Regions from separate parts of the Mus musculus genome. Here all the other regions are linked to region 4. A link is a loop called in an ENCODE intact Hi-C map of the cell type or tissue named here. Cell type or tissue: heart. All regions are shown on one strand. Each heading gives the region's core, and the rest is flanking DNA. Links, peaks and the distances in the headings are about the cores only. Region 1 has its middle 42 kb from the start of Actrt3. Region 2 overlaps Mecom (MDS1 and EVI1 complex locus). Region 3 overlaps Mecom (MDS1 and EVI1 complex locus). Region 4 holds the start of Gm33206 (a long non-coding RNA gene).

Evidence for each region. Peaks named below come from ENCODE experiments on the same cell type or tissue, not always from the same donor. Only the 100,000 strongest peaks of a DNase experiment are listed, where the experiment ranks them.
Region 1: it touches region 4 in a loop (2.9-fold over the local background); 3 of 42 quality-filtered maps call a loop at or near these places.
Region 2: it touches region 4 in a loop (3-fold over the local background); 3 of 42 quality-filtered maps call a loop at or near these places.
Region 3: a loop joins it to region 4, with 2.3 times the contacts of the local background. A loop is called at or near these places in 3 of 42 quality-filtered maps.

What each region holds. Positions count from the first base shown.
Region 1 is chr3:30,554,731-30,560,444 of GRCm38, forward strand. No RefSeq gene overlaps it. Among named protein-coding and RNA genes, the nearest start is that of Actrt3, 42 kb to the right of the region's middle. In heart, for the core only: no CTCF peak of the experiment used is centred there; no DNase peak of the experiment used is centred there.
Region 2 is chr3:29,984,373-29,990,086 of GRCm38, forward strand. It overlaps Mecom (MDS1 and EVI1 complex locus), which reads right to left. Exons shown (of 16, transcript NM_001370769.2): 6 at 2,658-2,805; 7 at 969-1,122. Among named protein-coding and RNA genes, the nearest start is that of Gm52621, 9.1 kb to the right of the region's middle. In heart, for the core only: no CTCF peak of the experiment used is centred there; no DNase peak of the experiment used is centred there.
Region 3 is chr3:29,969,262-29,974,975 of GRCm38, forward strand. The region is part of intron 9 of Mecom (MDS1 and EVI1 complex locus); the gene reads right to left. Among named protein-coding and RNA genes, the nearest start is that of Gm52621, 24 kb to the right of the region's middle. In heart, for the core only: no CTCF peak of the experiment used is centred there; no DNase peak of the experiment used is centred there.
Region 4 is chr3:29,888,533-29,894,246 of GRCm38, forward strand. It overlaps Gm33206 (a long non-coding RNA gene), which reads right to left and starts at 4,695. Exons shown (of 6, transcript XR_880724.2): 1 at 4,574-4,695. Mannr (Mecom adjacent non-protein coding RNA) reads left to right here and starts at 2,485. Exons shown (of 2, transcript NR_110437.1): 1 at 2,485-2,717. In heart, for the core only: a CTCF peak has its summit at 2,384 (motif pointing right); no DNase peak of the experiment used is centred there.

The sequences.
Region 1 (5,714 bases), core at 478-5,477, 670 kb after region 4:
CTCGTGTGTGTGTGTGTGTGTGTGTGTGTGTGTGCATGTGTGTGTGTGCACACAAGCACACACACATGCACACACACAATAAATAAGTGTTTAAAAAATCAAATGTCATTTATTGATTAGAAACTAAATAAATTAGAGTATATCGCACAACTGAATAAATCAGTTGAAAACAGAGAGATTTGGGGGCAGGAGATGCTTGAGATAGGGTCTTCATGAGTTCTTCACCAAATCTCCTGAGTGCTGTCACTGCAAGTATGTGTCACCATACGCAGTTGAAAATAGAACATTTATGGATCTATGAGTGTGCCTCAATGGTAGAGCGGGTGCTTAGGATGCATGAGGTCCTGGATTTGATCCCCAACATCAATGCACACCAAATTAGTTACATGTTAATACGGGGAAAGTTCCCTGGTACAACGTTAAGTGAAGAAAGCTAAGCGAGGAGAGAGTGTACGTGCTCTATATGTGTGCTAGTTTAATTCAGTGCAACCTGGGGAGGAAAGGGTTATGTGACTTAAACTTACACTTGGAAAAGTCACAATTTATTATTTCGGGAGGTTAAGGTAGAAACCTGGAGGCAGAACCATGAAAGAACTCTGTTTGCTGGCTCACCCTTTGGTCCCCTCCCAAGGCCACCTGCCCAGGAAATAGGGCCATTCACAGTGGACTGAACTTTCATACATCAACTAAGACAACCAAGACAGTCCCTCACTAACAGACTTACACTAGGCAGGGTACTTGCCTGTGACTTTTTTTTTTTTTTGAGGTGATTCTAGGGTATGTCAAGTTGTTAGTTAACACAAATGTATCAGTGGAGAATACATGGCTTCATTTACATTGAATTTACATGTTTATAATGATATATTTGCATACAGAGGAAGACCAGGGTTGGGAGGAAAAACTTTTACCATGTATGTTTTAATAACTTTGGGTTTTTAATCAACTTTAATTGAGTACCTATGAAATGACTTACTTCAAATCTGAATTGAATGTTTTTCTCTATGAGGCATTTGAAAATGAGCCTCTTTATGCTATGACATGATTTTCTAGTTTTCCTTCTGTTTTAATTTAAAAATTTTTTATTTTGTTTTGTTTTTTTCAAGACCAAATTTCTCTCTATAACAGCACTGCCTATCCTAAAACTCACTCTGTAGACCAGGCTGGCCTCAAGCTCACAGAGATCTACCTGCCTCTGCCTCCTGAGCACTGGGATTAAAGGCATGCACTACCGTGGCCAGCTATGAAGTGATTTTATGAATGTATGTGCAGCAATGCCTGCTTTTCAGAGGGGCCATGGGAAAGGTTATCCTGTCTCATCGCTATTAACTGTTCCCTCATACTTAACTTCAACATAAGGCTTATCACATTACTATAGTTTAACAAGTAAAACCTTTCCAAATAATTTGGCTATACATAATTCTCTTGACATTAAAGTGAGCGGAGGAAATTACAAGGGGAACGAATTATACTATGTCATGCATCCATGTACAGCGCACATTTACAAAGGAGCTGAGGCGAATTCTCAAACATGACTGTGCTATCTGAATACCTTACTGTTCGTTCAGATTGTTCACACAAACAGCATGTACCACCACCAAGTGATTCCTGTTTACATATAAAGAAATACTATACAATAAAACAACATCACATTTGCTGACCGCCCCCCCCCCAAAAAAAAAACCAGAAGTATCCCAATGAAATCAATGGACTTCTGTAATTACAGAAATGTCATCTGTTGATCCATGCAGGGAAGTTTCATGCTGAATGTCACTTTAGCCAAGAGATGAAGAATCCTGGAATAAACTCAATCTAAATTGGAATCACTGCATGTACAGTCCCAGATGACTGTCTTCAAAAGAGGGACTTTCCTACCACACAATAGATTCCTCCTTATAGAGTTTATTTATATATAAATGGGTTAACACAGACATCCACTTAAACTTGGCCAAAGAGTTCTACTTTCATCTTAGTGATGAAATGAAAATGATCATATTTTCATTAAGTGATTCTTTCTATACTCAAATACATGCATGCTAAGAAACAGTACAAAAATAAAAAGAATTCAAAAATCTATAGAAAACCATGGCCTCCCAGGAACAGTTTACAGGGGATGAAAATATTAAACAATTCTCAGTGAAGTAACTCAGAAATGGTCCAGGACTCTGAGAGCTTTGTGAATCCCCTAGTCTAATCCCTTTTAAATCTCCAAATATATCAGAAGGAGATTAAACTATTAACATTTAGCATCCCACATTGAACAAATGATGGTTTCGTGAAGAAACAAAGAGAGATCATATAGAACTGTCTCCAAAGACAGGAAGACAAATAACAAAACTGTTCTGCACAAGGAAAGAGCCGGGGCTTGCAGGTTTAGGGCTATAGATATCCAGGGAAGAAAGGTGGAGGGACTTGGAGGAGAATTCTGAAGTTAGAGAATACAGCAACACCTGTGTGGGAAGAGCATGAAGGACTTTGAGTGTAGTATAGTTAAAATTCAATTATTAGCAGTTTGGGCAACTTGACTAAGATCTCCACATATCCCTGAGCTGTCAGGACATTGGGCAGTGAAGGAATTAGGGTTATATCCAGAAAGAAGATGTATCTAGATATAGGCAGAAGAAAAGTAATGTACATGTACGGTGGAGGAAGAGACTTCCAGGAGCAGCGAGGCACAACCAAGAGCCAAAATCCCAAGCTCTCCCACGTGACCTCAGAGAGAAAACTTGGGAAGAGCAGTAAAGGTTGCCTCCCTTCATATCCCATATGGAATGAAGTTCTGAGTGTGTTCATTAAATCTCTGAGGATAGGGTCCCCCACCATGCCCAGCCTCCGATAGCTCTCATTCTCTCTGGCCTTCCACAGATGGAGGAATTACCAAAGGCAGGAGCAAGAGTGCCTGGCACCCAGACTGGCAGCACCCAGACTGGCAGCACACAAGTTCAGGGCATTAGCATATAAGAGGCGTCAAAGGAAGTCACCTCAGGAAGACACAGCTCTCAATAGATGGCACTCTTGCTTGAGCAGACCCTGCACAGATTACTAGCTAACATTTTAACTATTGGTCATCTAAATTTAAGTTTGCACATGTTGTGATGAGTAATCAAATACTACATATGATGTGCTACTGGGAGGAAAATATTCGATCTACAACACTATACAATAGAAACAATAGAGAATTTTAAAAATCTAGAAATTTTTCAGATAAAATGATTCCCACCCAACAAGAAATAAAATTTGGTCATAAAATAATCTTATCGGCCTTCATTCTTCTCCGTTGTTAATAGAGTGCTTTTGTGACTCATGAGATAATAGTCCCACCTTTTGAGATAAGAATGAATGCGGAGAAACCAGCCAGTCAGTTCACACCTCTAGGGTCACTCTGCATTCCCAGCAGCCTGTGGATGCATGCTATCAAACTGAACTTTTAATGCCTTCTGATGTGGAGGGAAGCTTGCAACCTTAAGGTCTGTGCTGAAATCCACACTTGCCTTTGTACAGAGTTGAGACCATCACAGTAGATACTGAGCATAGACTGTCATACAAGAGAGCTGCACTATAAAGAAACTCAAACTGTTTCCTGGGACAAGAAGTGCATAGACAGGCACAGGCTACAACAGTCTCCCGAGCTGATCTCACAGTGCATCTTAATGTGATGAGAGAAATGAAACTTGGAATTCTGCCTAACATAAGATACATTATTAATAGTAAAGGTGAGATGACCAGTGATCCTAAAAGTAAGTACCCTTCAGCTGCAAAAGCCACCCTCTCATGGGAGACAGGGAGAGAAACACAGCTTTCCTCTACCGGAAACACCCACAAAGACCCAAAACATCCCCTTCATTTAACTATAACCCCGTCAAAATTTCACAGAATGTAATAACTTGGTTTATGTAATGCCTATGTTCCCTTCAAAATTTTATGAGTTCCCAGTCAGAAATTTAAAATCAATGCAAATCTTTGGAATCCTAAAAAAAAATAAAAATTAAAAACTGCACTGAAATTAACAGTTGCCAACACCCACAGACCTGAAAATAGATTAAATCGTACTCCTTTTTGAAATTCCCAAAGATTTACTCTTGAAGCTGGAGAGATAGCTCAGCAGCTATGAATGCTTAGTGCTCTTGCATAGGATCCAATTTAGGTTCCCAGTCCAAAGTGTGACAGCTCATAACTACCTATAACTCCAGCTCCAAGGGATCCAATGCACCTCTCTGGCCTCCTCCAGCACCGAAGTCACACACACACACACACACACACACACACACACGCACACGCACACACACACACACACACACGTACACACACATGCACACACACACGCACACACACGGCTGGAGAGATGGCTCAGCGGTTAGGCACACTTTCTCCTCTTCCAGAGGACCAGTGTTGAGTCTCAGCACTCATGTGGTAGCGTATACTGTCTGTAACTCCAGTTCCAACTCCCTATACCGGCCTCTTGGGTCACTAAGCACACATATATATGTAAGCAAAACACTCATGAGCATAAAATTAAATTAAAAAAATAAAATATTTTTAAAACATTTACCCTTAAAACCTAGCTACTTAACATAAATCATTTTATCCTTTAAAATGAATCCGAATCCAAAAGGATTATAGTTTGATTTATTGGTTCTGATTGGATTTATTGGTTTGATTATTAACTATAAAAATAGGGGAATAAAAAGTGACCAATGTCAATGTGTACCATAAACATCTTTGAAGTCTTGATCAGCATGAAATTGTGGAAACCGTGTTCATTTGATGACATCAAGTATGAAACAGCCCCTCTTTTTCTCTGTATTTCGCATGTAGTTTATGGTGAACAGAGATACTTCCCATGTGTCCTGCCAGTTCTGCCTGAAAGGTTCTGTCTTTTACCACCCACAATGTTCCCAGATGTAAGCTGTCACCAGCATGCTATCCACAATGGGCAACTTGTCTTAAAGCCTAGACCCAAGCCAAGGATGGTGGTGAGGACCCATAACCCAAACACTTAAGGATACTTTGGGCTACATAGTTGCTCAGAGAAAGCAAAACCAAACAAAAGCACAAAATAGAAAGCTGAAAGTTATTTCCAATAAACAACCCTCTTAGTACCCAACAGTACTGTAGAGAGAATATCTTGTGTGTTGTATGGGCCTATGGCTAAGGCAGGAAATGGACATGAGACATCCAGGAGGAGAAAGAATTGTGGGGCAGAGACAGACAGGAGATTTGCTGGAAGATCTATCTGCCCAGGAAGATGTGAAGAGACAGATGTGTGGTACCTGAGCACCAACCACGTGGCAGAATGTAGGTTAAAATAAATGGGTTGTCTTAAGTTATGACTCTAGTTAGAGAAGAGCCTAGCTATATTATATAGCTGAAATATTTGTAAATATTTCTTGATTCCGGTCTTATTTTGGGGGGCACGGGACTGGAAAGAAGAACTGGGCCCCAACTTCAACACAACACATATTAAGAATAGACATTAATGAAAATAACACTCATTGTGGAGATTCCTAAAACATAAGGCTATTATTAAGATCTTACACCTCCAGGTCCCCTCATCCCCATGCATAAAATCATACAGTGGAGCTTTCAAAGGCAAAGATTATTCTGGAGGTTAAGTTGGAGAAGATAACAGTTACTCGCTTGACACACACAAAGCTCACTGGATACCAAGTAACAGGAAAGCACTTAGACCTGGCTAACAGCTGTTTTCTAACCTGGAG
Region 2 (5,714 bases), core at 378-5,377, 96 kb after region 4:
GTTCCCAAAGCAGAAACTCAGAGGTGCTGCGAGGTGCCTGTAACGAGTCAAACAATCCCATCCATATCTGGATCCAAAATCACTTTAGAATTTGGTAGCATAGCTCACTTTGTCCCTGTCTTTACACACCCAGCATAGCTCTGGAACAAAGGGCTCCGGAGCTGTTGCCTAGATGAAGTGAGAACAAACGGTTTACCTTCTGGATTATTGCAGCACAACCCAGAAACAGACCTGCACTGGTAAACAGAAGACCGTGAGTCAAGTTCTCCTTGCCTTGAAGAGTTATTAAAGTGTTATTAAAGTGCTGGGTCCAACAGTGTGCCAAGTAGGTGGGCAAAGGGGGTGTCCCCTGAAAGCATGAAGCTTGTAACTCTGCTTGAGTGCAGTGGATGGGAGAGGGAGCCTGTCCTGCATCAAAGGGAGAATACTTAGCTTTTTCAAGTGGCCCAGAATAGAGATCTGCAATGTAAACAGCAGACAGCAAAGGAGGAAAGAACATCTTACCCCACCCACACATACACTCTAATCCACACACAGCAACATAAACCCTTCTTGCCAGGCAGGGCTCTTCCAGCTCCTAGCGATCATCTTGCTTAGTGATATCAGTAATTGGCTGTTTTACAAAGCTATGAACATTTACGGTAAGAGACAAATCTGGTTGTCTTGATTAAATCCTACGACCTAGGAAGACTTTTCTTTATTTATTTAACAACTCTATTCTTTACTCGATACTGATTTTACCTAAAAGAAAACACCCCAAGGATTACAGACAAAATGATACAGATAAGCTTATAAAATATTTTTCTTATAACATAAAACAGCCCTTCTATTTTGGACCATAACAAAGCTAAGAAGGCAACTCCTCCAACCCACAAAGGCCATGTGTGGCCATGCGATTGTCGGGAGGGGGCGGGGCTTTTAAAGGAGAGATGGATGCAGAAAGAAGGCTGGGGTATTTAAAGACTTACAGATAAAGGGCTTCACACTGCTGTGGATGTGCTTGTGCTGTTTGAGGCCTGACGAAGTGGCAAATGTTTTACCACACTCGGGGCAAGCATGAGCCCGGGCACCAACATGCTGAGATCGAATGTGTCGCTGAAGGTTGCTAGGGTCCGTGAAAACCTGCTAGGAAATGAGTACTGATTAATCCAGAAACTTCACTTATAGATACAAGAAAGACCAGTGAAGGCACAAAGCGGAATTTTCTTTGTCTTGCATTTTTGTAGTTTTTAGCAAAGACAATATGAAAGCTGTGTTTCCAAAGTGCAAGAAACTCCTTGAAGGGAGAAACAAGAAATGATTCACTTTTCTGCATTGATCAGGGTATCCATTAGTGTCCATTATCAGACTACACAATGAATGGCGCTATCAGGCCATAGTGAAGGCCTTTGTAGAAACTACGGCCAAAGACTAAGTTCAGTCCTAGATTTTATTAAAAGTACCCTTTAAAATAAAGACACATTACACACAGGATTTGGAAGATTTTGATGAAAGCACCCCAAATCAATTTAAATAATTTCCCTCAGAGGTTAAACTCAAACACATTGCTTCTTCCGTGTGTTTCTAGCAACCTAGACCTTTTCCTTTGAATGTTTCAGGAAATAAAAATATGAGAGACCCAGTAATGCATCCATGAATAAAATATCCTTTAAGGCACTATCAAGTGTCCCAGTTCCCACGGCCATGAGAAAAACTGTAGAAATAGAAAGAAACCATTCCCTGACTTCTCTGTGTTCACTGTGGAAAAAGAAGAAGAAAGAAGGAAAGGAGGAAAGAAAGAAAGAGAGAGGGGGAAGAAAGGGAGGGAGGGAAGGGGGTAAGAAAGAGAGAGAAGGGGAGGGGAGGGAGAATAGGAGGGAAGAAGGAAGGAAGGGAGGGAGGGAGGGAGGGAGGGAGGGAGGAAGGGAGGGAGGAAGGGAGGGAGGAAGGGAGGGAGGGAGGGAGGGAGGGAGGGAGGGAGGGAGAGGGGAGGAAGGAAGGGAGGGAGGGAGGGAGGAAGGAAGGAAGGAAGGAAGGAAGGAAGGAAGGAAGGAAGGAAGGAAGGAAGGAAAAAAGGAAGGAAGGAAGGAAAAAAGGAAGGAAAAAACAAAACCAAACCATGCAAGTTGTGAACGACCATTGCTGTAGCCCACTCTGTGGCCCAAAGCTGTTATTTCATCTGAGTGTTGTACAGAACTGGCCACTAAGACAGAGATGCCCTGTGCTGTTCAGTGTGTACCAAGCTATGATTTACAAGAAGGATTCGGTTAAAAAGTTGGAGTCTCCCATTCTTCATGAATAAGCCTTCAGAAGCTTTATGTGATTTTCCTCACAAATTGCTATTAAAAGAAGTAAGTAATGCATGTTGGATACAATGTTCATTCCCCACAAGGCTATAAAACAAGCCCGCACTTGTAAGTCAGTAGCAGCCCTGGGATTTTACCAAGGATGTCTGACACCTAGCTCGGTAACTTACCATTAAGCCTCACTTCCTCTCTTCCAGAAATAAAAGAATATTCACTAAGTGTTTCTATACCCTGTGCTAATGCCTTCTAGCATGCGACACTCAGCCTACTTATCTGAGGGTATTTATGGTTCCCTCTTTCAAGGCTTGTGGAGCAAGTGAAGGATTAAGAGAGAGGATAGAGAGAGGTGAGTAGCCTACAAATTCACTGTACCTTGGCACAGTTTTCACACTCATAGTGCTTTCCACTGTCATGTGACATCTGGTGGCGAATTAAATTGGACTTCCAGTTAAATGCCTTGGGACACTGATCACACTTGTATTCCCTCTCCTCAGTATGTGACAGCATGTGCTTCTCCAAGCTGTCAAGAGAACAATTGATTTAATAAGACAGGGTGACATGAAATATGGCCACAAACAGAATTCCACTTAATTACTAATCCAACTGGCAAGGAGAGAGTTGAGAGAGAAAGAAGCTGAAGAAGAAAGAGAAGAAATGGTCTTAGATAGATAAAAGTACATGTTGTCTCTCGTAGACTTTGCCCCACCATTACAGAGATATAGCCCTGCTTGGAATTAATCTGACACAGCTATCAAGGGTTATTTGATAATTTGGAACTATGAGAGAGAGTTATCTGTCTATTAAGATTTGTGCTATGATCTTAATTATCAACATTGATTACTATTTACTTCATTCAAATATTAATCATGTTAATAAAAATCATGTTAATAAAATACTTAAGAACATAAGGTAGACATTCTCTCTAATATATGTAACCTCTAGATTCAGAAATATTTGTATTTTTAGTCATAGAGGAAAGAGAACTGAAAGTAACTTCATATTATGGCCCTGATAAGGGATGCGATGTGTGGGTAGATACATGGGGATACATGTGTACAAATCACAGGTGATGACAATGACAATGATGATGGTGACTGCAATGATAACAAAAAAGAAGATAAGTAGATACATACATACATACATACATACATACATACATACATTTTACATGCATACATAAACAGATGATACATACATACATACATATATACATACATAAATAGATGATAGACAGACAGATATACATAGGATAGATAGATATGATAGATATATCAGTAGATAGATGATAGATAAATAGATGATAGATAACTCATGAATTACAAAGAATAACATACATAATTTAAATCAATATAGCATTAAGACTTCTAATGGGAGAAAAACATGATTAGAGTGTCCTCATAAGATAGTTTATCTATGTTTTAAAGTTTAGAAAGTTCTGGGTTGTATGGTTTTTTGTTTTTTTTTGCTTTTTGCTTTTTCTACATTTGTACATGAATCTGCACAAATACAATGGAAAGAAAATATAGACAATGTGCTACTGCTGCAGTTGAAAGCTACCTGAGGCTTTTTTTGTTCATTGACCACATTGTCCTTGGCACACTGGTATACTGCACTCACCCACTGTAGCCAAAGCCCCTGAGAGCCTTTGGCCATTTCCAATCTGATAAAGCACACAGGCTACGTTCTGAACATTTTGTTATTGCAGAGAGCAAAAAAGGAGCAGATGACCTCAAAAGAAATTAGGATGCCAATTTTAAAGATGCTCATTATCCAAAGGTAGTCCACATTAAGCACCAGTAACAGTGACAATACTCTTTAACAAAAAGAGTATTTAAAAAATGCACAAACAGAACCTTGCCGGTCACTCTTATAGGATGTTTATTGCAGAACCGGACTGTAAGGGGAAAATGCACAAACATGTCATGTTTTTCCTGTGATGTAAATTCTATTTTAGGGAGACAAAATAGACAATAAGGAATCGTTTTTTTCTAGATAAAATTAGTTAATCCTTATAATAAATGATGAAAGGATGATGAAACCAGAATTCTTCATGTGCCCTGAATTTGGGTGATCTACTGCATGCTTCCTGATATAAATAAGTGATAATGTCCATTTTGTTAAACCATCTAAAGTCCAACTAAGGCTTAAGAAGTAATAATGCCTTTATGGATAAAAGAAGGAAAGAAGAAAGGTGTTAGGCACTACCAAGGACATATAAACAACAGAATTTGACAGGGAAGAAACGCACTGAGACCAACAGCTGGAGAGCTAGATAGCCAGAGTGGAAGGGTTTGACAAGAGGAATGCTCACTAGTCTAAAGTAGACATGATTCTGACAATCAGTTGACATACATGGACCTTCTATATATAACAGTCCTAAAAGCCCTAACTATTAGCATTTAAACTCTGACCTGATAACTCCAGTCTTGTGATTTAAAGGGCTCTATCGAACCAACACATTAAAAGTCTTTACTTTCTACAGTCATATCTAGACTTATCCAGCAGAAATTACAAAACAAGCAAACAAACAAAAATTTCATGAAATAATGTCCAGGCCTTGTTTCAAATACTCCAAAATAGAGCTGGCCTCCTGTGGTACCTGAAGATGTTGAAGCACAGGGGTGTTTGTAAGTTCACCTTTCTCTCTGATTTGTGCCTATGTGAAGCATTCTACAATTGAACGCTATTAAAACTGCCAAGTGTGAGTGTTTGATGCTGTCTCCTTTTTCTGTGAGATCGATATTTGAATATCAGTGAAGACCAGCCTGGAATATTCATTCTTCAGCAGTGTGCATGGAATTGGTAAGTGAGCAAAGCATTGTGCTCCTATTGTGATAAATTAAAAATACCTTTCCCACACTTATTTTTCTCCAATATCTCCTTCCTATCCATATTGCCATCTGAACTTTTTGAGGGGGGAGGGGGGCTCATGAGTCAATCCAGATGCCAGTGCCACTGTTTGTCCACAAGTGCTGCTACCTTCCTCAACACACAGTACTAGAGCTACTATTTTATTTTTATTGTTTATTGTTAGCAGCCAAGGAGGGAACAGGTATCCCAGTATGTGCATGTGAAACCCTGATCCCCGCATCCCAGTGGCAGAAGGCTGCCATGTGCTCTGGGTCTGATTCTCTCTCCAACTACAAGGATGTGCTCTCGTTCCAAGGGCATGTTGTGAGCATGTAGCTCTCAGGAAGGGAAGACAGAGCAAGGGGACATTCCCTTCTTATTTTCTGTGTGCAGTATAAGGTTTATATTATTCCATGGCGTTATCACTGCATCATTGTCAAACAAAACACACAAAACAAAAGGCCAACAACAATAACAACAAAGCAAACCCGCAAAACAACGTGGGTAGGGGTGGATCATGTAGATAACTCCATTGGTAAAGTGAAACCATGAAGAGCAAAGTTCAGTTGCTAGCTCCCA
Region 3 (5,714 bases), core at 469-5,468, 81 kb after region 4:
CAGATTGCGGCAGCAATGCATCTTGTTAGAAACACTTTTCCTCTTTCACGGAAAGCAGCCTACTCAGAACTGGTATTATTTTCAGCTTTCATCTCTAGCTCACAGAAACTATGAGTCCTTTGAGTTATTTGAGAGCAATTGGCTGCTGAGAACTGTGTCTTGCGTTAGGAGCTGCTAATGGCCAGATCCTTTCTGAAGAAAGATCAGTGAGCTTACATCACCTCCAACAGTTTCAATGTGGGAAAGGCATCAGAAATAAGAAAATATATTACAGATTCAACAGCAGCAGGATGGCATCCCCAAAGACAGCAGGAAAAAAATAGACATTACTCAATTGTTTCTCTTAAAAGCCACACCTAGCTTTGACTTCTGGGGTCCAATGAAAAGAGGATAAGATTGGGATGGAGAAGAGAAAAGCCGACTATGGAAGCTGAGCAAAGGATAGCTATGAGCATTATAAACACATGAAAGCATATGCATGTGCATACATGTACACACACATACTCACACATAAATACATACATACTCATACACAAACATGCACACACACTTACACATATATACACAGATGTGTGCACACACAAATAGACATATACATATAAACACACTCTCACACAAACATACACATATGCACATAGTCAGAGAGAGAGAGAGAGAGAGAGAGAGAGAGAGAGAGAGGGATGGTGCTCAGCTAGCTAGACACTCAGCTCTTGTTCCACCTTCCTTTCCTCCTCATGAGATTCTTGTTGCATCACTTGCTCTCAGTCAAAGTGATTAAGCATCACTGTTTGAACAGACAGAGGCAATTTATACAGCATGCAGTTGGTGCTTAGTCTAATCTAGCAATTCTGTGACCAACGCTGATCAGACCCATACCTTATTGGGTTATTTAATAGGAGTTTAAAAACTTCAGCTTTCTCCTTCTATCTGGTCTGACTTGTGATACTCCTCCAGAAGAAACATAGCTTATCTATCTTATATAGAAATAGTGCATATTGTGATATTGATTTTAAAGTCTGACTTTATATGTATTTATTTACTTATTTATTTTTGTTTTTTGTTTTTTAAGATAAGATTTCTCTGTGTAGCTTTGGCTGTCCTGGAACTCGCTCTGTAGGTCAGGCTGGCTTCAAACTCATAGAACTCAGCCTGCCTCTGCCTCTCTAGTGCTGGTATTAAAGGCATAAGCCACCACAGTCTAGCGACTTAGTGTTTTTTAAAGTCAAGATAAAATTAGATTAATATAGTAGAATATGGCTAGATGTAATTTATATTATTTAATTAGGACAAATCCAATAAAAAGAAAACTGAGATACAATTAATAAAAATTCAGAGAAACTGAAGGAAAGAGATTACCCACTGTATGTTCTAGTAGTATATTGTCATATGACCCATTAATATCTTCAATTAATCTAAAATCAGCAAATGAGAGTTTTTTTCCAATAGAGTATTAATCTTATTTGCATATATGTAATAGTCGTTAATAGTATCTACAGCCAGATGTCTGGAGCAGGAAGTTATTTCTCTCCCTTCCAGTCCCCAAGAGGCTATTAACTTTATACTAACGCAAACTATATTAGACACAATTCCCTAGCTCCTACACCAAATTGTTTCTATGTGCCTCATCAAACATAGTTGAGTAATTAAAAAAAAATTCACCAACATGGATGTAAGTGCTTAGCATAATATTTATTATCTGAGTGCTAATTACTGAAGTCCTGGAAAGTTTCTCATCAAAACTATTAAAGTGACAACCTGATTATGGGAAATAATATATCTGTCCAAGCACACAATGAATTATGAGAACTAGTGATTCTCAATTAGATTGCATCTGACTTTATCATAAAACAACTAACTATTCATAAACAACAGGATGGGAAAGTTCATGGAGTCGTAGATTTCTATATTTGTTTACTTGATAATCTTGAGAAACCTCAAAACCGTGGTCATTTGAGGGAGAAGTAAATACTCATATTTTATGTTTATCTCACTGGTGAATCAAGTTCAACAGTCATGATGACAAAATCACTTAGAGTTTATTTGACATCGAGAATTATAAGCCCCCGTCTTCAGTATTTATCACGAGTATCAATTTTATAACAGAAGTGTAAGTCACAGCCTTGAAAACTGACTTGGTGGAACCGAGTATTTCCAGACATTGCAGTAGTAATGCAGAGAGGAAACCTAGCTGGTCAGTGGCTTGGTCAATGGGTGTAATGACAAGCACAGTGGTCAGCATCCTGAGGTTAAAGCGGCTAACAACATGGCAAGTGTCAAAGTCACACTGTATCCTAGGAAGGATAAGAAAACTGAGACAAGAAGCTCAGAACAGACCTGTGCTGGAGAAGACAGAGGAGACATCTAGAAAGTACTGGCCAGAATATTCCAAGGAAATACCCACTGTTGTACAGCTTAGCACGATTAAAGTAGGGACTTGCATGCTTTCTCACCGGTGCCCCCACCCTCTCTCAAGCTCTCCCCTCACTGCTAATAAATATTTTTATACTTTTTAAATACATGAGATTAATACTTAGATGTTCAACAGTAGTGAATTCACAATTCATCACATACTCCACAATAGAAAAAAAATGGACAAACTCATGGTAAAGAATAATTACAAGAAATAAATAAGTGCTAATGTATTCTATCTAACTAAGTTCAGATAGGAAAACAATATGACTCTAGGATACGCACTCTACCCCTGTGAAGCAGGCCATTTTGAGTGATGGTGTGAAGACATGGACATCTATGTGAAAATCTGAAATGCATGTTGCCCATCCACCAAGTTCTATTTCAGGGTGAAATATAAAATAAGGATTCTTCCTTCCATGTACAACTTCCTGTATAAAAGAAACAAGCCTATCCCTTGCTTCATGAAATGAAACCAGATTTACTCATACATCACAGCGAAAAGTTACAGAACTGAGACCTAGTCCTGAAAAGTCCATGCAGTACTTAGGTACAAACGTTTAGTTTTATATCCGTCTCCAAACAGCAGGGGACATTTCTGCCTTGGGATAGAGGAGCTGGAACTCCAGAATCAGTCTGTGGTTCTACACAAGTTCAGGTCTTCCACTGCGTGAGGCTTTGTCAAAAAATATCTGCAATGTGTTGTCCCCAGATAATAATGGTTTCTACTTAATGATTCATTTCAAAACTCCCCATAGAGAGTCTATACGAGGACACAAATATCAAAGTATAATTATGTGGAGTGGGTATGACTTAGCAAATTAAGTTGTTGCATAAGTCATTTTCAGCTTATTAAATGCCCATTCTACTGGGAATATGAGCAGGGAAATTGTGCGCTTCACCCCTATCGTGTCATGGACAGCTCCAGATTCCTGTCTGCCTGGCATTCATAATAAGCTCTATTCTCTTTAATGCTACATTACTTTAGTCAAAAATGCAAGGAACTTACCCATGTTCTCTGGTCAGGTAGTGGGAACTGGTAGCAAAATTGAAACAGAAACAGAAAATTACTTCTGTGTTGGAACTTGACTGCAATCTCTCCTCTGAGAAATGAGCATTTATTCTAATCTGATCATTTTTACTTATCATGTAACTCTATCTTCAGTAAAAGTTCTAGAAATAAAATTAAGTCTATGTATAACACTGGTGAGTTTCCTCTGCTTCCTTAAATTAATCATTGAACCAAGCTTGGATAGAAACCAGAATGACAGCCACTCTATGAAAGCTACCTACTGTGTGCTATGGAACCCATAACCAGGCAGGGGAATCCTTCCTTTTTTATTATTCACTACAAAGCCATGGTCCCAAATTTCCCAAATTCTGTTTTCATTTCATTTAAGGCAATTTCCTGCCATAATCTAGTCTGTTGTATTTCTATCACATCAATAATCAGGCAAATATGGCATTTACTAAAATGGGAATAATTATATAATAAAAGATAATTCTTTCGTTGAAATTGTTATTTGGAATTCCGTGCTTGGTAGTAAGGGACTTGGGTTGTTGGTCCTCAGAATATATCATAGGAGGAATGAATAAAAATGTTATAGTTATTTGTGACAATGATGGTCTTCAGGGAAAGCCTCCATGGCTTAGATGCTCTATCAAAGGCTGAAGTTTAAACCCTTGAAAATATCAGTTAGCAGAAACACTCCATGCTTGCATAAGCTTCGTAACAAGTAAGAAATGTGCCAATAGGAAAGCAAAATAGACTATGAAAGGCAAAGAACACGTGCGTTTTCCCACAACAGTGTGTAAGTGACAGCCTGGAATATGTTATGTTATCCTCAGCTCCTTGAAATGTAGTAGACACACGGTCAGGCAATGTAAGCAAAGCTTGGACAAAAGGTCTTTGATATAGATGAAAAACATCAGATCTATGAAAATAATGTATGAAAATAACTAAGAATAATATCAAAAGTGCAGGAAAATCAAACCATGAGTCATAGCCACTTTGACGTGGATATAATGACCAATGGTTCGTACTTCATTCCCAGTGATGTGTGGCATGGATGAAGATGACCTGAGCAGGAACTAGAGAAGTGAAGTCTGTGGTATTACTCAGCGACATATTCTCTCCACCTTATCTCTTCGTGGCTGTGCTTTCTTTTTCAAAATTAGAATTCAATCTAAAGAACCATGGATAATCTTCAACTCTGTATCCAGGGAGAACATCTACAGTGCTCATTACTCCTGTTACTCAGCTACCTTCTTGATCTGAGGAAGAGAAGCAGCATCTTCCAATAGCCTGAGAGCACAAATTGCTTCTCCAAGTACTGAGAGGAGAAACTGAGACTCTCGGGACTTCTCTCTTAATTTGAACATATCTGAGTATGTATGTTTTAAATACTTTGACACAATTTAAAATACTGTAATGCCATAAGCAGTAAGATAGGCTAACAGTCTTTCAGTAAAAATCAATAGATATGTATTGACTTATTCTCTTATTATTGTCTAAAGACTGAGTTGTTTGGAGGGATTGTGTTTAAAATAATGTAAAGCTCAGCTTCTTTGTGGCATGCCATTAAGCAAACTTGGTATATGTCTTCACAGTTTTCTAAAGCAACTGAGAAAATGTGCCAATAGAAATCTGCTATCTTAGAATGTGATATCTTCTTTGTTGTGTGGTAGCATGAAAAACAGACAGTGAATGTCAGCAGCTCCTACATGTGCTTCGGTGAATTTTGAATGGGAAGAGTCTTAAAATGGTCTTACCAAAGCATTTGTTTAACTGTTAAATTGTGGAAAACCCTGATAGCAGGGGCTAACCTTTCTGTGTTTGCTTATAGCATCTACATAGTATGGTCATACCAAGGACCCGATAACCACCTTTCTAAACAGCCCAGGGTACATGGAGAAGCCATGGCTTAGAAAGTAGATCAGGACATGAGATGCTTACTACAGGGACTTTATCCTCACCACGGGAGACCTGCACATCCATTTCTAAGGATGTCCATTAGTTTCTTTCAGAAACCAGACACAGTGTCAAATATACCCTCTTGGTAAACCTTGCCATTTATAGCTACCCTGTAAAGCCATGTTTTCTCCTATTATACACAAAGAACTAAGCAATCTTCCTCAAAACCAAACACTCTGACTAATTATAAATAGTAAAAACACTGTGCCACAGGTACTCCTAATCCCAAACCCTTTGTTTTATTAGTTGAGGTTAGAATGGAATTGATAGAACACAAAAAACAAAAACAAAAACAAAAACAAACAAACAAAATGACTAACACTGGGACATG
Region 4 (5,714 bases), core at 406-5,405:
AATGGAAAACTCACTCTTCTGGACCACTACATCTGAGACCCCAAGCAAGGTGCAACGTCTTGCTTCATCCATAAGATAAGGATGATAGTAGTGGGAGACAGGAGATGGCACAGCACTTAAAGTACTTGTGCTGTAAGCAGCAGGCCTGATGACCGAGTTTACATTCCCAAAACACATATCAGTGCCAGTGGGTGTACTGGCCTGTCTGTGCTTCCAGCACTCAGGAGACAGCAATGGGAAGTTCCATAAGCAAGCTATATAGCTAGACTAGCTGTGTCATCAAGCCCTGGAGTTAACTTAGAAACCCTGCCTGGACACATATGAGAGAGGGTGCTTGAAGAAGACTCCTGACACAATCTCTAGCTTCCATATCCACACACACATGTATACACATCCCCCCACACCTGGATATCCACACACACATGGAAATATTCTCAGAAAGAAGGGATAACAGTAGTATCTCCATCATAGAATAATCGGGGCTATTGGATGAGTTAATAGGAGCAAAGATATGAGGAAATATCTATCATGTTAGATCTACAATTGTTAGTGAGGTTATTAGTTTGTGTCCTAGTTATCTAGCATACTACTAATTATTTTCCCCTTTAGTCAAATCTTTTCATTAATATTTGTGGTTCCTCCTGTACTTAAATATCAACTCCATTCATATCTCTCCTTCACAGGTCCTTCCTTTGAAATCTTGGTCATCATGTACAATTTCCTTCATTATATGTCCACTTTGACAAGTCATGTACCTGTTAAACTCAACTTTCCCCCTCCCAACTGGTCACCTCTCCATCCTTGCTGAGGAAGCACACCCACTATTGAAGCTAGAATGCTGATAATAACCTTCTGTGATGTTAGTACTGATGTTCAAGCCCTGAGCCATCAACATCCTGTCTCTGTTTTTACCCATATTCCTCAGACCTTGTAAATGTCTGTTACCTGCCATGTGAACTATTGGAAATTTCAACTGACTTGCTTCTCAGCCCTCTGACCTCTTTAATTCCATTGTCTATGTACCTGGGAGAACAACCTTTTCAAACATGAGAAGGTCTTATACTTAGAGAATGCTGATGCCTTCTTTTCTCTCTTATAGTCAAGATGAACTAACTCTGGCTGAGCTCATAAGATGTTTGTACCTCAATTTTAAGTTACTTTGTTCTCTCTGCTGCTTTCTTCCTGAAGGTATTGGCCATTGTTTTATCTTATGAAAACTTTCCACTCTTCTCAGGGCAGAGCCTGTGTACATGCTGGTCCTCCTAATCACCCCATCGTTTCTGTTCTTTGTGGCTTCTAGACTCTTGCGTCACATTCTCAGGAAACCATCCTTTGATCTTCATGGCCAGATATGTCCTTATATCATTCTTGTTTGTGATGTTTAACATGATTCTGTTTTTATATTTCTTTATGGCATGCTTAGGTTTTGTTTGTCTTATAATAAACTACAACTTCTGTGAGCCAGTATCTTCAGGAGACAATCCTGCAACTGAGTGGTCAAGATTTCACATATTGATATTATAGCCTTTGGGGATTCACACCCCCCGCCCCCGGCAATCCTCTGAAACCATCTTTGTGGCTATAGAATGATGCCAGGAACAGCATGAGCCTCATCCCGTAGAAGAGTTATCTATATGATGTGCACAAGCTAATTCCAACACAGTTGCTCATAATTGTGATTAAACCATAGTATTCTTGACTAGACATGGCCACAGAAATTAAGTCAAATGAATTAGAGAGTTGTTAGGCTATACCTTACTTGACTGATGTAACTGCAGGGAAAGAGCATTTCAGCACATTCTCTCCCCCTTAGAATTCCTTAGACTGCAGTGCCTGAGTCCACTCTACTCACAAACAACATCATAAGACACAAACATGACAGGGCGACTTTTATTAACTGTGCAGTATTTGCATTCAAGTATAGAGTCTGCATTTGAAGGCTTTCTTCCTTAAAGAAATGACTGTTTCAAATTATGATGACTAAACACAGACTGCAGATACTCCCAAAACCACAGCAAGAGAACAAGCTGGGAACTGCATTATTTTATCTTCAGAATAGCCAGAAATATTTCAATCTTCACTCTTTTGATGACTTCATAGAGAAATAACTGTGTGGTTGACTTTACAAAAGAGAGGAGAAATTAGAAAGGGAGAAAGAGAGAGAGAGAGAGAGAGAGAGAGAGAGAGAGAGAGAATGTTCCAGCCTTTACTTTTGAATTTTGAGACTACATCACAATACCTAAAGAAGAAAAGAAATTGTTTTCTGGCTTTGATGTTCAAATGTCAAGACAATAATTTTTTCTGTTACAAAATGATGACTGTCTGGAAAATATTTTTTCTATTAATATTATAGGATTTTTAGGTCTTTGGACAGTTCATTTGAATGGCCACAAGAGAGCAGTAAGAAATTAAAGCTCACTCAGTGACTCAGAGTCACACTGATGTGGGCCCTCTGCTATTAGGAAAGTTTGAAAGTCCGATGGACTTCATGTTCATGGACTTGGAGAGGCAGTCCGGGAGTCCATTCTCCCCCTTAAAAGCTATGTAGTCAAGAAGGTCAATGCCGACACGATCAACAAATTATCAGGAAAGAACCTGGAATTAGACCTTCAGGAAACCCATATTCATGTGTGAAATGGAAAAATATTCTCGCCTAGAGCTCAGGGGTGTCTTGAGAAGTTTCTGCCCTGTCCCTGTGGAATATACAAGACACAAAGGTATGTGGTACAAGACAGAGTCCCACAGGGCAGGCCTGGGCATCCCTTAGAACATGACCAGTATTTTCAAATGTTTGCAACCAGGAATGTTTTACAGTTCTAATTCTACCTTTTTCTCTTATAGCTTAACTATCATATAAAGTGGTGTTTGGAGGATATCGTGATAGTTCTTAAACCTCTTCCCTAACTCTCTATATTCTCTACCCTCTTTGCTCACACTAGCTTTGCCATGTATGACTTAATATGTTGAATACCATGAATTTTAAAAGCGAATTTAAAAAAAATGAATTCACAAACGGCTAGGAACAGAATTAGTATATGAGAAGTTACTATAAATCTGTTCAAGAAAAAGTTGAACAGCCAGTAAAATAAAATAGAATTACTCCAAGCTCACGAAATTAGAATCACAGTCAATATGCATGTGAAAATTGTTTGTGCTTAGTAAATGGCAGAATGTTGTGTTAGCAGAGTTTGTGCTGAAAACAGCACGATCCTGATGCTTTGTATTAACAGAAAGATGACACAGCCTGTGGGGCAGATGTGGAAGCAGCTAGAAAGTAAGGTAGAGCGACAAGCTTTAAAATGTGCGTTTCCTTTAACGGAGACAATTCCTCGCTGGGAATTAACACTGTGAAAACAACCCGATGAACTCAATGTAGAGGCTTCAATAGTAAAAGAGAACTGGAAAAAAATAAAAATTGTGTTTCAAAGAAATCAAATTTGTAAAAATAAAGGTATAGAGGTGCAGCAAGACTTTGACAAAAGACACTGACAATAAAATACACGTACACGTGCTGGCCCTGAAAACACAGGAGGAATTTTAATTCATAGTGAGTATTAAACGCCATAAGTGATACAACACAGGAAGAAACTGTGCTTGGCTACATAGGAAAATATCTGTATGTTATTTTCAAAGTAGCAATCCCCCCTGGGAATGAGTCTTAAAAATGATTTGTTTCTGTTTTCTTCCACCGTTTCGTTTCCCCGAATGCTTTGGTTTTAAAACAATTAGTGTGTTACTTTCAAATTCAATAAAACACACACACACACATACACACACACACACACACACACACACACACACACACACACACACACACAAAATCTATTTCTATGCTCTAGGAAATTCTCAGAGAATCTTAAAAGTTAGTTTGATAAATCTAAAAAATGCTTAAAATATGATCTCCAGTTACCAAGTGACAGAGAGTAAAAATCTATTAATTAAAGTCAGCATATGTAATTTACAGATTCTAAATAGTAAGAAAGAAAACTATGTATTGAAATTTTTCCAAAGTAATTATAGATGGTATTCAGTCAACTTACACATTTAGGTTATTTTGTAAATCAGTTCAGATTATCATATTTTAAGTATAAAAATTTTTGCTTTTCAAAAGAAATACGCTCTTCCTTAATATTCTATTTATGGACAAGCCAGCAATCTGGCATTTAAGCAATTTTAATTTTTTTCTAGATGTCTTAACTGACTGTCTGCTCATTGATTTTCAGTCATATATTGAACCTGTAACTACTATAATGAACTACATTTCAAAAGGACCTTTATTTAATGTGACCTCTGTCTTGCTGAGAATAGCTTCCTTAATGATGAGTCAGAATTTAGAGAAGGTATAATTGTTTCATATTTGGAAAATAATATGCTTCTCAACATAACCCATGAGCAATTATTATTTTTGACCATTTGAATTACTTCTATATTTTAAAATCATGAATTATCACATATTTTCTATGAAGCCACTAATATATCAGATTTAAACCATCACTGCAAAATACATATTATTACCTCTAATTTATGTTAGTGTAATCATAGTAAGTACAACCCGTTGTCTATCATGACTTACGTGAAGCTGGAAAGAATCCCATGTGTGAACGCTCTAGTTCCTAGAGGAATTTCATGCTTCCTTGGAAGAGACACTTTTCCCCAATTAATCATATGTGGTGGTCCATTTCCTTCTATTAGGGAACCCTCCTAGGCAGGAAAAAAAAATCTATGACTTTCTTCCTGGTTATAATTTAGAAGAATGAGAGGCAGACTATGGTAGTGTGTACAAGGCAGGCTGGACCAAACGCCAGTTCCCCAGGCTTCTCCTTGACTTCCACAGATGAAGTGAAAAAGCTGACGTTCTTGCACATGTTTCTGCGTTCTCTGGTTTCTAGTCTATGGATGAGAATTCATGTTCTCACTGGCTTTTTTAGTTACCCTCTTTTCCAATGAATTTTATCTTTCTCCAGAGAAAGAAACAGTGTCATAGAAGACGTGAGACCAAGCAAGGAAACAAACATCACTGTTCTACCCATCGTAACTGAAAATGTGCTCTTTAGCTGTCAATTAAATCTTATTTGGTAGCCATGGCGTTCAAATGCTCTCATTGTGGAGCTCTGAGAATGCCTTGGAGACAGGACAGAGAGTGGCAGCACTGTCAGCTCAGGCAAGTGCACTTGCCACATTCAAAACCCCTTCTAGCTGATACACAGTATTGCTCCCTGCAACGGCCATTGTTTACATTGGTAGAAAGCTCTTTGGAATTTCTGAGGCCCTCCTGATTCTCACCATGCTCTCTGCCCATTTCTTCTTTTCTGCTTTCCTGCAGTTCACTGCTTCTGTCCCTCAGACATCTTCATACTTTCACACAATATGATGAAAAACTAGAGATAAATTTGACCTCCCAGAAACTCCGAAAGGAAGGGCTAGAAAGGGCTCGGTGGGTAACGATCTTAGTTTGCAAGCATGAGAACCTGAGTTTGAGCTCCAGATCCTACCCCAGAAGAAAACCAAAGACAGTTTAAGTATAACCTCTATCCCACCTTAGGGAAGAAGAGATGGGTAGATGGATCCTTGGAGATTAAGAGGTATCCAATCTCTCCTCCTAGTCAGGCTCCAGTCAGTATCTTATACCTTCCTGAGAAAAGATACCGGGGTTTGCCCTGTTGTCTCTATGTATACCTGTGCACAACATATATATATATATATATATATATATA